Regions from separate parts of the Homo sapiens genome. Here region 1 is linked to region 2. A link is a contact called in ENCODE Hi-C or POLR2A ChIA-PET data. All regions are on one chromosome and are shown on one strand. Each heading gives the region's core, a stretch centred on a gene start or an enhancer-like site at or near the end of the contact. The rest is flanking DNA. Distances are from core to core; before and after follow the strand shown. Region 1 overlaps USP42 (ubiquitin specific peptidase 42). Region 2 overlaps CYTH3 (cytohesin 3).

Region 1 (7,324 bases), core at 4,363-6,862, 61 kb after region 2:
GCGGGGTGGGTGCATGTGGGGCCCTGCGGTGGGAACGCTGAAGGACACCTGAACCCAAGCCTGGCGCCTGGTGGCCTTTCTGAAAACGCAGTGGTCTGTGCAGGTCCAGGGCCCCCTCTTGGACCCGCGGGCTCCCTGTGCACGGAGCGCAGACTCACGGGGCCCTTCTGCTTCTAGGAGGGCGTGTGAAGACCTGGAAGCGCCGGTGGTTCATCCTGACCGATAACTGCCTCTATTACTTTGAATACACAACAGTAAGTAAGGGCCAGGCCTCCTTGCCGCCTCCCAGCAGTCCCGGAGCTGCCCTGGGGCCGAGGGACCCTCAGGCTGGTGACCCACAGTGAGCCCCGCCGTGTACTTTCCTCTTGTAGGATAAGGAGCCCAGGGGAATCATCCCGTTGGAAAACCTCAGCATCAGGGAGGTGGAGGACCCCCGGAAACCCGTAAGCTCTTCCTCCTGAACCTTCTCTCCTGCCAGCCACCTGGGAGCCATCCTCACTGCCTGCAGGGAACCTGCCCCAAGCCCCCCTGACCGCCTCCCCTCTCTCTTTCTCCACCAGAACTGTTTTGAGCTCTACAATCCCAGCCACAAAGGGCAGGTCATCAAGGCCTGTAAGACTGAGGCCGACGGCCGCGTGGTAGAGGGGAACCATGTGGTGTACCGGATCTCAGCCCCGAGCCCGGAGGAGAAGGAGGAGTGGATGAAATCCATCAAGTGAGTGGGGCCTCGGGGGCGGGGCCAGGCCCGTCTTCTCGTGCCGGTTGGAGGGCGGGGGATGGTCTGGAACATGGATGCTTCCGTGTGCAAGAGTGGACCTTCTGTCTCCAGAAACCCCAGAGGGCCGGGCTGCCAAAGCCGACGTTCAGATCTGAGCCTGCGGTCCTGTCTGAGGGGCCTCTGGGGCTGGTGGGAAAGGGGAGGTCTGTGTGTCACCCACGACCTAACCTGTGTGTTTTCCTTTTTTCACCAGAGCCAGTATCAGCAGAGATCCCTTCTATGACATGTTGGCAACGAGGAAACGAAGGATTGCCAATAAAAAATAGCTTTCCTGGCTAAAAGACCCAGGTAAAAGACCCAACCCCAGCAGAAAGACACCGCGGGCGGCCCCTCCGCGGAAGGCGTGGCAGGGAGGCAGTCGCCCTGCGGTGCAAGCTGCTGCTCCAGAGCATACCGTGGCCCAGGTGGTATCCCCAAGGCCTCGTGCCGTGGCTGGGGTCCTGGGAGGTGGTCGCCCTGCAGTGCAAGCTGCTGCTCCAGAGCGTACCGTGGCCCAGACTGATCCTCGAGGCCTCCTGCCGTGGCTGGGGTCATGGTCGGCTGCGCATGTCCAGAAGCATTTCCTTCCTGCGACCATCCCGGCGCCCCTAGGGGGAGAAGCCAGGACAGCAGCTTCCGCTGTCTCCACAGCAGACACGGGACGGATTCCACAGACGGGAGCCTCATTCGTACCATGCCAAACGCATTCACTCGGGGCAGTATTAACCGTTCTAGAAAGCCACTGTTTTATAGCAAAACAGGAAAGGAAAAGCTACCAGTTTTTTATTCAGAATTTTTCTCAGATATATAGGATTATAGCTTTTATATGCCTTTTTATATTCTGAAATTATAACAAAAGATACTTTCTAACAGTAGTATTTTTAGAATGGCAGCTATAAAGTTAACTCCTGGACACAAGTATATACTGTGCACTGAAAAAATATCCATCTACACAGCACCCAAGGGGAGGGCTGGGGGCACCGGCACGGGGGCAGCGTGCAGCCCTGCCCTGTCAGGCTGTCAGACAAGCCCCGGGGGGCAGCAGGTGGGCTCGGGACGGGCTGGGGGAGGGACGGCCATGGCACTTGGGGGCTCCAGGGTGACTCCCATGAGGCCTCCCTTCAACCAGGCTTTTTGGCCCCACAAATACTTTAAGCAAATCATTAAAATTATAACAGTTAATGGTTTGGGGGTGTTTAGGCTGTAACTGCTAACTCCTAGGAAACAGCCTTTTCCCTGGACACAGATGGTCCATACGCTGAGCCACGTGAAACTGCTGATGTTTTGTTTAGATGCACACACATGGCAGCGTTTCATACAGGTCAGCAGGTTAGACCGGCTTTTGACCATATTCATCGCTATTTAAAACCTGTGGCAAAATGAACGCTTATTTTACAGACTTTCTAATTTGACCAGATTTCTTAATGAATAGACACAGAATTAACTAAAAACAGTCTCACCCCATGTAGTGCGCCGTGTCCTGAGAGAGGTGCCCTCCCTACGAGGAGGGAAGAACAGGCCCTGGGGTGCAGAGGCCCGGCACGTAGAGAACCCAGATAGACGCCGGTGGTGGAACTGGTCAAACTCCACGCCCGCCTGGGAGGTTGTCAGGTTGCTGTGGATGTAAGGATAGGAGGTGCCCAGTGCTCCGCTCAAGGAAGGCTGGATCTGGGCCCCACCTACAGAGAGGGCTCAGGGCTGGACCGGGGGCATTGTGTGCTTGGGCCGACCCGGGCCGGTGGCAGACGCTGTTCTCTGTCGGGAGATTTGCGTCCCCAGGACCCTGTTACACAGTGGGCTGTTGGGTTGGTGGCTGGCTTTTCCTCTATGGACTTCCTCTTCCTGCCCCACCTGCATAGGCACACACACCTTGAATCTGCACCCTCTGGAGGGCATCTGTACTCCTGTGCAAAATGCCCAGTCCAGAGACAAAACCTCAGACTTTGTGCACCTAGGTTTCCTTCTCAGCAGCGGAGACTGTTCTTTGAGTTGCCTTGAAGTGGAGGCCGAGCGGCTGCGGGCCCTTCGCCTCCCTGCGGCTGACCTTGATGTAGCTTTAAGTCACACTAGACTGCAGAGGGGTCCGAGGCCAGAAACCCCTGTCCTGCATCAGACTTTCATTCCCACGTTCTTAGGCTTTGTTACTGATACCTCAAATCGGAAGTTTTAGTTCTGAGAAAGGCAAGTCAGCGTTCTTGAAATGCCTGACTGGTAGATATGCAACTCTGGCCTCCAGTCTTCCATGAAAATAAATGCTGCCTGGACCCCCACCCAGACCACACACTGACGGCCGGCTCCGGCGGTGCCCACCCCTCAGGCTGGCCCGGCACCCAAGACTGGCCACAGCCAGCTCTGTCAGCATGTTGTGCTCGGACAAGCTGTTTCCTTCTTCTGACCAACCCAGGTGTGACCTGGGGATGCAGAGCTTTCTGTTTTGGGTGTTGGGAGAAGCAGCAGGAAGGAGTCGCCAGATGATCAAGCTCCCCCTTTGCTGTCATCTGTGAATGAGCTTCGCCAGGTGGTGGGCACCTGGGAGCCATGCAGAGGCTGTGGTGCTGAGTTAGACTCCAGGTACTTTGTGGTCAAAGGAAATCGCCTAGCTCCAGGCTGTGTTAGGACAGTATTAGCATGAAGGCTGTGCGACCATCATGCCTGCTGATCCTTGAGGCAGGCCTGGTCCAGAAAACTCTGGGTCAGTGACTGCGCAGGGCCAGCCGCTACCAGGACGGCCCTGAAACAGGACACATCTGTTTTTTGTCCCTCACCCTGGGCAGGCCGCGTCACAATCACAGTCCTCCTCCTCCCCACCCTGACGTCTGAGCGCAGGGCTTGAATTGTTAGTCCCAACTCTGGCCAAAGATACTTTTTTCCAGAGACAGAGGCCAGGAGGCAGTGAGGGGAGCCCCGCGGGGAGGCGGCGGCGACTGCCACAGCCCTTCCAGCCTGTCTTGCTGGCCGCCCTGGTTCATATTTGAGTTTAATTGTACTGACCCTGGACCCAGATAAGCAGCAACTTTGTGTCTTTGGGGTCACAGAACATTTTGGGGCAGTTTAATGTGGTACCAAACTGAAAATAGGAGCTATTTATAGATGGAGCAGCACTTAGTGCTTCATAGAAAGCAATGCCTATTTTTAAAGTTACAAACGCAGATATCTACATAGATATGCTTTGCTGAGAAGTTAGGTCTGTGGTAGACCAGAAACCACAAATTGACTTTTTTTCTTAGAAAATATTTCTATTTGCGGTAAATATAGTAATATGTAAATAATGTACATCTGTTGATTTCTGGAGTGTCTGTTATTCAATGATGTATATACTCCCACAGCTCGCATGAAGGAACAGCCTCTATTGATACTTGGTTGTAAAGTGAAGTAAGATTGGAGGGTGGATGGCTGTCAGAGCTCTTGCAGATACTGTGTTCACTAAATAAAAATCACATGTATTGTTAAAACAAGCCTAAGACTTGGTTCTTTAAAACAGATATTGTTGGGTCCAGCAAACACCCCTCCAATTTTCCTTTGCCCGTCCGAGGTGGGATGGCCTGGCCGAAGGTGCCGACTTCGGCAGGAGCACTTACTTGAAGGTTTTAAGAAAGTGAATTCAGATGATGACAGGAAGGAGTCTGGAAGCAAATGGGGAAAACAACAGTAAAAAGACGCCAAGTGTGTGATTTGCTGCCATTTATATACTATAGAAATTTTACATGCTGTATATTTACAGTGGGGCAAGTGCTTTTTTAATCTTTAGAAAAACAAAGATCAAACTTTAAACATCTCTGAACAACACAAACTGTATAAACCATACAGATTATTCAGATACAAACTGTATTAAATACAGTTTTCCCCACTCCATCTCCTGATGCAGGACCAGTGAATTATAAGTGTATCACAGTTTGATAGCATATCCATATTAAAAATAAAATCACAGTATGATTGTGTCTGTAACTAGAAACTCGAAGGGACCAAGCAGACAACGGAGACTCCAGTATCAGTGAAGACAAGAGACGCTGTATCAAAAAGTGTTGTGTAATAGAAACATACTGTCGGCTTTACAAATCATGTCTGGGTTATACATTCATAATGTAAATACTCATCATAACTGGGAAATTGATTGATTGGAACAGTTCCACAAAGTTCAAAAACAGAACTTGTCTATAAAATACATCTTCAAATCTTGAATACAACTAAAATAAGCAAATTAGTTTCTAGTATCAGACATTACAGAAAACAGACTGCTCTCCAAAGTCTAGGTGAGAGCTTGTGAGTTTTTAAATAAGTCTTTAAATTAAATATACACACTGTCAGTTTGTACTTTTGACAATTCCATGGTCTCCCGGTTGGTCTTGCACCAGATGTCTAACTTGGAGGAACATTACATGAAATACAAGTAATCGACCTGAGTCTGTAATTAAGCAGCATTTGAGATGTTCTATTCCAGGGCATTATTTCAATGGGATTTATATACACGGTATTTTACAATGGTCAGCAGTGGTAGAAAGTGTTCGTCCATTCGGAATAAGGGTAATTAAGAAAAGGTAAAAACTAAAAAAAAAGTTCTCCATGGTAAAATCTGTACAGTATTTACTAAAGAAGCACCACGCAGATTGGAACAGAGTTATTGTCTATCTTTATAATTTAAGCTGGGCTGGGGATGGCTTCTGTTGAACGCGTTGAATCTGAAAGACAAGAGGCGCAGGGTTAGTGAGTTGGAGGCAGGCGGCGGCGTGTAGGGCTTATTCCCGGACGCCCTGCCAGCTGCTCCCGAAGGCTGGGGAAGCTCTTCCTTGAGGAGATCACTCTGCCTTCTCTGCCTTCCTGAGTGGAAATGAGGGAACTGGCGGTGCGGGCAGCTCAGCCAGGGAGGCGCCATCTGCTGGGCCCGGCCACCACCCGCCCCAGATGCCTCCTCCACCTCCATCCTCACAGCCCCTCACTCAGGAAGTTTAGCTCCTTAATTAGGGTTGGGCCTCTCCCTTGAGGACACATTGATAAAGCCTGTTAATTAACGGCCAATTAATCCACAGACTCTTCACTTGGCAATTCATTTTAAATTCCTCTTGCTGACTACATGTGACAGACACATTTGGACAAAGTTTCCTTTCAAGGGAAAAATGGTTCACTGTCCCCTCTAGCTCCACAAGGGTCAGGTATAAAACCAGTGACTCTCCCAGGACCGCTGTGTGAAGTGATCCAACAAAGCCCCACAGCTCCGAGGTCCTGATCTGCCGCCCGGCCCTGGGCCACCTTCCTATGGTTTTGTACGGTGGCTGCTGGGGGGGTGCTGGCTCCAGCTCAGTGCCACCTCGGGGCGCAGACAGCAGCACAGGGGACGGGACGGACGAGGGAGCAAGGCTCCGCTCTCCTGAGTGAGGTGCCTGTGCTGGGGACCGGGCCTCTCCCTTCCCAGATGTTTATCAAAGGCCCGTGGGCTCTGCCGCTGTGAGCCGGGTTGGCTTTTCCCAAGTGAGGCACAAGGGAACAGGGCGACTCTGCCTGCGTGAAGGATGCGGGTCTTCCCCAGCCAGTAATGCAAACGTGATGAGGTGGAGGGTCTAGGTCTGTCCCCAAGCGCGTGGCCTGGGTCTGGGCTGGCTGGGAACCTGCCGGGGCCTCTCCATGGCTCTGCCAACTCCTATGAGCCCAGCCCCCAGGCAGAGCCGCAGAATTAAAACTCCTCTGCCTGCGTCCCCTCAGCGCCACCACAAACAATGAGGAAACAGACAGGAAAACAGCTTACCATAACTAGTGAATTTTTTGTTTTGAGGCTGAGTTTTCAATCACCTAGAAAGCAAAGGTCAGGAAAGAGATTTTAATGATGGTTGCAAAATCGCCAGGGCCTCTGCTGTGTGTGTGCGTTAAGTGGCTATGGTCAGAGTCACTGCGGTTCCCTGTGAGCGCCTGAGGCCACTCCCCAGTGAGGTGAGCAGGGATGTCCCAGCGCTCAGCGGCTGCTCCCAGGGTTTTACTGATGTCAAAGGGTTTACGTGATGACTGAGGGCTCCATCCAACCCACACGCAGCCTGATGTTAGAACAGATATCAGGCCCAAGAACTGAACTGGGCGGAACAGAGCCAGAGGAGGAGTTTGAAAGAGAAAGACAAGGGGCCGAAGTCCAGGGTAGAGGGGGACCCGCAGGACCACAGGACGCTGGGTGAGGCGGGGCCGGGCAGCGGCCTTCTCAGAAGGACAAGAAAGGCTCCTCAGTCTGCTCGCAGCAGAAGCGCCAGCTGCAAACCCTGTCATCGGTGCAGTGGGACGGGGACGGAAACACAGGGCCACCACACAGACAACGCCTGACCACAGCACCCGAGACACGAGGCAAACAAGATCACGTTCAACCTCCCTCCCGCTGGACCAGCTGCCTCGGGGGCCATCACTGTCTCCCAGTAGCCCCAGCTGGAAGCCCATGATCCTGGGAGCCTGCACCACACTCAGAATGAGCCCATCCACTGCATCCTCGGATCCTCGGGTACCAAGCAGCCCTCACGAATCTCCTTCCCCGATTCGCTGAAATGGGAACGCAAAACCAATTCTGAAATGTCCAGAACGTCTACAAGGCCCGCAGGC
Region 2 (6,572 bases), core at 2,049-4,548:
TACACATACTTGTTTGGATACCTGTTTTCAGCTCTTTGGGTATATACGTAGAAGTAGAATTACTAGTGGTTCTATGTTTAATTTTCTGGGGAGCCACTAAATTGTATTCCACAGCGACAAAAATGGAACCATTTTCCATTCACGCCAGCAATGTATGATGGTTAAATTTCCTTACATCCTTGCCAACACTTGTTAGTATGTTTTTTAAAGTATAGCCATCCTAGTTTTAGCTCTTATGCTAGGTCATTCACTCATTTTGAGTTAATTTTTGTATATGGCATAAGGTAGGGGTCTAGACCCTCATTCTTTTGCATGCGGATGTCCAGTTGTCCCAGCACCATTTGTTGAAGAGACTTGTTTTAAATACTTTTAATAATATATGGTTTTGTTTTTAGGCTCTATAGTCGGTTCCATCAATCTTTTTTTTTTTTTTTTTTTACCTATTTTTGCAGCAGTGTCACACTTTGTTAATAGCGCTTCAGGGACTGTGTACATATTCCATGTATACCTACTGACTCAAGGCTCTTAATAGCATTCAGGTCATCTTTGTCTTTGTTTAAGAAGCAGAATTAACCAGGCATGGTGGTGGATACCTGTAGTCCCAGCTACTCAGGAGGCTGAGGCAGGGGGATCGCTTGAGTCCAAGAGTTTGAGTCCACCTTCTCATTTGCTTTTTTTCTGTGTGAAGACGTGTTTTTGCTTTTTGTGCAATGGAAAAATATGTGAATAGGATAACAGTTGTGAATCAGTAAGGATTATATATGTGGAAGCAGAAAAGACAGTATTAGCATCATTCATAGGGTTGTATGATTTGACTGCTGTAGTTGTGTACATGATCTGTCTTGCAATTCTGGAGAATTAATCTGGGCATAAATACTGCATCTCCATTTTTTTTTTTTTTTTTTTTTTTTTTTTTTAGTATTTATTGATCATTCTTGGGTGTTTCTCAGAGAGGGGGATGTGGCAGGGTCATAGGATAATAGTGGAGAGAAGGTCAGCAGATAAACACGTGAACAAAAGTCTCTAGTTTTCCTAGGCAGAGGTCCCTTCGGCCTTCAGCAGTGTTTGTGTCCCTGGGTACTTGAGATTAGGGAGTGGTGATGACTCTTAACGAGCATGCTGCCTTCTAGCATCTGTGTAACAAAGCACATCTTGCACTGCTCTTAATCCATTTAACCCTGAGTTGACACAGCACATGTTTCAGAGAGCACGGGGTTGGGGGTAAGGTTATAGATTAACAGCATCCCAAGGCAGAATAATTTTTCTTAGTACAGAACAAAATGATGTCTCCTATGTCAACTTCTTTCTACACAGACACAGTAACAATCTGATCTCTCTTTCTTTTCCCCACATTTCCCCCTTTTCTTTTCGACAAAACCGCCATCGTCATCATGGCCCGTTCTTGATGGTCACTGTCTCTTCAGAGCTGTTGGGTACACTTCCCAGACGGGGCGGCCTGGCAGAGGCGCTCCTCACTTCCCAGACGGGGCGGCCTGGCACAGGCGCTCCTCAGTTCCCAGATGGGGCGGCCGGGCCGAGGCGCTCCTCACCTCCCAGATGGGGCGGCCGGGCAGAGGCGCCCCCCACCTCCCAGACGGGGCGGCCGGGCAGAGGCGCTCCTCGCCTCCCAGACGAAGGGCAGCCAGGCAGAGGCGCTTCTCACATGCCAGACCGCATCTGCATTTAAGAGGAGAAGTGAAGCATCCTTATTCATTTTTATTTGCTTCAAATAATGAAGGAAAAAATTACCTGTCAGTAAAGGCTGCCAGCAAGTGTTTAGTTCACTTTACATTTATTAATTATTGATTGATTGACTATTATGAGCAGGCCAACTGGAGTGTTGTTTGAAACTGCCTTTTAAAATGTTCTTTTGTCATATTAGCTGTTTTGTCAAATAAGAGTTAACCGTCACCTGAAAATGTGGAACACTTTATAATAATGTATAATGGTTATATAAAATTGGTTCAGTTTTTTTTTTGCTTTTTTGGGTTTTGTTTTTTTTTTTTTGAAACGGAGTCTCACTCTGTTGCCCAGGCTGGAGTGCAGTGGCGCGATCTCAGCTCACCGCAACCTCTGCCTCCCTGGTTCATGCCATTCTCCCACCTCAGCCTCCCGAGTAGCTGGGACTACAGGTGCCCGCCACCACGCCCGGCTAATGTTTTTATATTTTTAGTAGAGACGGGGTTTCACTGTATTAACCAGGATGGTCTCCATCTCCTGAACTTGTGATCCACCCATCTTGGCCTCCCCGAGTGCTGGGATTACAGGCACCCAGCCAAAATTGATTCAGTTTTAAGACTCAGCAGTTGAGAGTAACATTTGCCTGGGATTCTTCTCTGTATGTTAAAATGTTAATGACTCCTCTCTTCAGCAGGTGTCATCACTGTGACAGGGATATGGGGGGGAACACGAGGCACTTGCCTTGAGAACAGAGACAGAGTTAGGCATTATCGACAGGTGCTCATTTGGTATCACATTTTAAAATGACTAAGCCCTAATCTTCCTTCCGTGATGTCCCTTGACATCTCTGCCTTTGGAAGTCTGGCTGCTTTTTCATTAGCACCTTGATCACATCTCACTCAGAGGCTGTGAAGGGCACCCTGGCAGGAGGGACCAAAGCTCTTTGCCACATACTCTGCTCTGTCCTGCTGCTTTTCCCTGGAATGGCTGCCAGGACCTGTATGACTGGAGGTCAGATGTGTAAGTCCTTCTGTCTGGTCACGAGGGTATAGGAAACATCTGGTTTTTCCTTACCTTATGCAATATAAAGACTGTTTTTTAGTTTTTTTTGTTTTTGTTTTTTTGACAGCGTCTTGCTCTGTTACCCATGCTGGAGTGCAGTGGCACCATCATAGCTCACTGCAGCCTCGGATTCTAGGCTTCAAATGATCCTCCCACTTCAGCCTTCCCAGTAGCTGGGACCACAGACACGCCTCACTATGTCTGGCTAATTTCCTTTTTATTTTTTGTAGAGCTGTCCTCCCACCTCACTCTCCCTGAGTATTGAGGTTACAGGCGTGAGCCACCATGCCTGGCCTAATTTTTTTTTAACTTCATTTTGAACTAATTTGTAGATTCACAGAAAGTTGCAAAGATAACAGTACATAAAGGTTCCACTTGCCCTTCACTCATTTCCTCACACTGGTTACATCTTATGTAACTGCAATACAGTATCAAAATCAGGAAGCTGACATTGGTATGAGGTGTTTGTATAGTTTTGTGTCATCACCCATGCGTAGATTGATGTAGCCACCGCTGCAATCAAGATACAGAACTGTTCCATCACCACAAAGTTATCAGGCTCCCTCCTACTACCCCAGTTGTCTTCTCCTCAACCACCCTAAACCCCAAACAATGACTAATCCATTTTCCACCTCTGAGATGTTATCATTTTGAAATGTCACATACATCAAATTATATAATATGTAACCTTTTCAGACTGGGGTTGTTTCTGGGTTTTTAAAAATTCAGCTTAATGCCCTTACAATCCAACCAGGCTGTTGTGTGTATCAATAGTTCATTCACTTTTATTGCTAGATAATATTCCATGGTATGGATATATATCACAGTTTATTTCTCCATCCACCTATTGTAGAACTTTGGTTGTTTCCAGTCTTAGGATATTACGAGTAAAGTTGCTGTGAACATTCATGTTCAGGTTTTTGTGTGGGCATACATTTTAATTTCTCTGGAATAAATAAATTTCTCAGGTGATATTGCTGGATCACATGGTAAGTGTATGTTTAGTTTTTTTTTTGGAGAAGGGGTCTCACTCTGTCGCCTAGGCTGGAGTGCAGTGGCGCGATCTCGACTTACTTCAACCTTTGCCTCCCGTGTTCAAGCAATTCTCCTGCCACTGCCTCCCAATTGGCTGGGACTACAGGTGCCCGCCACCACGCCTGGCTAATTTTTTGTATTTTAGTAGAGATGGGGTTTCACCGTGTTGCCCAGGCTGGTCTCGAACTCCTGAGCTCAGGCATTCCACCTGCCTCGGCCTCCCAAAGTGCTGGGATTACAGGTGTGAGCCACCGCGCCCGGCTGTGTATGTTTAGTTTTATAAGAAAATGCCAAATTGTTTTCCGGAGGGCTATAACATTTTATGTTCCCACCAGCAATGTATGAAAGATCCAGATTGTCCACATCTTTGCCAGCCTTTGGTTTTTTTTTTTTTTTTTTTTTGAGACAGGATGTTTCGAGACTTTCTCCCAGTCTGTAGCTTCTCTTCATCCTTTTAATGCTTTGCAGAGCAAAAGTTTTTAATTTTGATGTCCAATTTATTATTTTTTTCTTTTATGGATTCTCAGTCACGTTTGTGGATTCTCAGTCATTACTAAGCCTTCGCTCTCAAAGATTTTTCTCATGTTTTCTTTTAAAGTTTTATAGTTTTACATTTAAACTTATGGTCTACTTTGAGTTAATTTTGTATAAAATATGAGGTTTAGGTCAAGTTTCATTCTTTTGCCTATGAATAGCCAATTGCTGCAGCAATATTTATTGAAAAGAATATCTGTTCTGCATTGGACCGCTTTTACACCTTTGTCAAAAATCACTTGGCTAGGCCAGGCGCGGTGGCTCACCCCTGTAATCCCAGCACTTTGGGAGGCCGAGGCGGGCAGATCACTTGAGGTCAGGAGTTTGAGACCAGACTGTGGTCTCAAACATGGTGAAACCCCGTCTCTACCAAAAAAAAAATACAAAAATTAGCTGGGTGTGGTGGTGCATGCCTGTAGTCCCAGTCACTTGGCTCTGAGTGTGGGCTCTTCTGAGTTCTCTCTTCTGTTCCATTCATCTGTGTGTCTATCCCTCTGCCAACACCACAGTCTTGAATAATATAGTTATGTAAGCCTTGAAATTGAGGAGAATAATTCCTCCAATTTGTCTTTTTTTCAAAATTGTTCCAGCTATTCTGATTCCTTTGACTTGCCATTATAAATTTGAGAATGGTCTTTGCTATCTCTTAAAAAAAAACTTACTGGAAATTTGATAGGAATGAGTCTTTTTCATTCCAAGCTAGTGGAGTTTCTACTTTTTGAACATCCTCAAAAACCTTGTGGGTCTCCTCTGTATTTCACAGGGATTTCACAGGGGACAAGAGGGCCCTCCATAGATCTTACCTGTGCGGTTCTGTTTCTATTCCTGGCTTTTGCTGAGAGGGTTGAGGGGATTCATGAGTGACAGGCTTAAATCTCTTCAAAGAGCTTTCTGTGTGAATGGATACTCTCACCTTTTAATTCTTCCAGCATACTAGCAAAACATTGGCCAGCCACACCCTTGTCTTTCCTTAGAGCACTTTTTCCTGCCAGTGAATCTCCTAATTTTATTGTCTTTTGCAATCCATGCAGGCTCAGAATTTCCCAAATTAAGCCCTGGTTCCTTTTTGCATAATAGTTTCTCTTAATTTCTCTCTTCTGCATTTTACTATAAGCGCAAGAAGAAACCAGGTTGCACCTTTAACACTCTGCTTGGAAAATGCCTCAATTAAATATCCAAGTTCATCACTTACACGTTCTGCTTTTCACACAGTTGTAGGAGATAATTCAGCTATGTTTTCTGCTAGTATATAATAGTTTCCAAAAAGAGGTGGCTCATTTCTTTGAGTCCTACCAGCAGTACATTTAATGTCCATTTTTCTACCAACGGTGTGCTTATGAAGATGTAGGTATTCTCTAAGATGATACAGACTTTCTGTACTCTGCTCCTCACTTCTCCTGAGTCCTCAGTGGCAGTTTTTTTTTTTTTTTTTTTTTTTTGAGACGGAGTCTCTCCCCGTTGCCAGCCTGGAGTACAGTGGCACAGTGTCGGCTCACTGCAACCTCCGCCTCCCGGGTTCAAGCGATTCTCCTGCCTCAGCCTCCCAAGTAGCTGGGACTACAGGTGTGCGCCACCACGCCCAGCTAATTTCTGTATTTTTAGTAGAGATGGAGTTTCGCCATGTTGGCCAGGATGGTCTCGATCTCCTGACCTCGTGACCTGCCCGCCTCGGCCTCCCAAAGTGCTAGGATTACAGACATGAGCCACCGTGCCTGGCAAGTGGCACAGTTTTTAACATCCACATTTCTGTGATCTGTTTAAGGCAATCTAGGCTTTCTGTATCGTCATCTTCAAAATTATTCCAGCCTCTGTCCCTTACAATTTGAAAGCTGGTTCCACATTTTTAGGTATTTGTTATAGCTGCACCCTAGTTCTGTATTTGTTTCCCGAGGCTGTTGTAATAAGTTACCACACATTTTGTGCCTTAAAATAGCACACATTTATTCTTGTACTGTTCTAGAAGTAAGAAGTCTGAAATCAGCTTCACTGGGCCAAAATGAAGGTGTCCAATGGGCCGTGCTCCATCTGGAGGAGAGAATGCATTTTCTTCCCTTTCCCAGCATCTAGAGCTGCATTTCCTTGTCCATGACCCCTCTCTCCATCTTCAAACCCAGCAGCCTGGCATCCTGCTTCAGTCATCACGTTGCCTTCTTCTGTGTCACATCTCCTGTGCTTTCTTCTTATATGGACATTTTTTATTGCATTTAGATCCCCTGGATAATCCAGGATAATCATCTCCATTGAAGATGCTTTTTCTTTTC

What was found. Hi-C counts contacts between places; a loop is a spot of excess contacts on that map. ChIA-PET counts read pairs that join two places held with the same protein, here RNA polymerase II (POLR2A). Pooled maps may share reads with other maps.
Region 1: a map of right cardiac atrium shows a loop between it and region 2 (2.4-fold over the local background). The contact joins two enhancer-like sites. A Hi-C loop is called at or near these places in 16 of 168 maps with a recorded cell type or tissue (HepG2, Right ventricle myocardium inferior, aorta and 8 more) and 10 of 50 pooled maps. POLR2A ChIA-PET finds 5 or more read pairs at or near these places in 2 of 52 experiments (OCI-LY7 and T-cell).

Annotation. Positions count from the first base shown.
Region 1 is chr7:6,158,664-6,165,987 of GRCh38, reverse strand. USP42 (ubiquitin specific peptidase 42) reads right to left here. Exons shown (of 18, transcript NM_032172.3): 17 at 6,495-6,538; 18 at 4,424-5,433. The coding sequence ends at 6,531. CYTH3 (cytohesin 3) reads left to right here. Exons shown (of 13, transcript NM_004227.4): 10 at 178-254; 11 at 372-443; 12 at 561-715; 13 at 972-4,209. The coding sequence ends at 1,044. Among named protein-coding and RNA genes, the nearest start is that of USP42, 57 kb to the right of the region's middle. Within about 2 kb of position 5,612, at least 11 of the 41 ENCODE cell types and tissues checked have a DNase peak (open chromatin) inside an H3K27ac peak, as active enhancers do.
Region 2 is chr7:6,218,182-6,224,753 of GRCh38, reverse strand. The region is part of intron 1 of CYTH3 (cytohesin 3); the gene reads left to right. Among named protein-coding and RNA genes, the nearest start is that of CYTH3, 51 kb to the left of the region's middle. RefSeq lists an enhancer at 860-1,480. Within about 2 kb of position 3,298, at least 4 of the 41 ENCODE cell types and tissues checked have a DNase peak (open chromatin) inside an H3K27ac peak, as active enhancers do.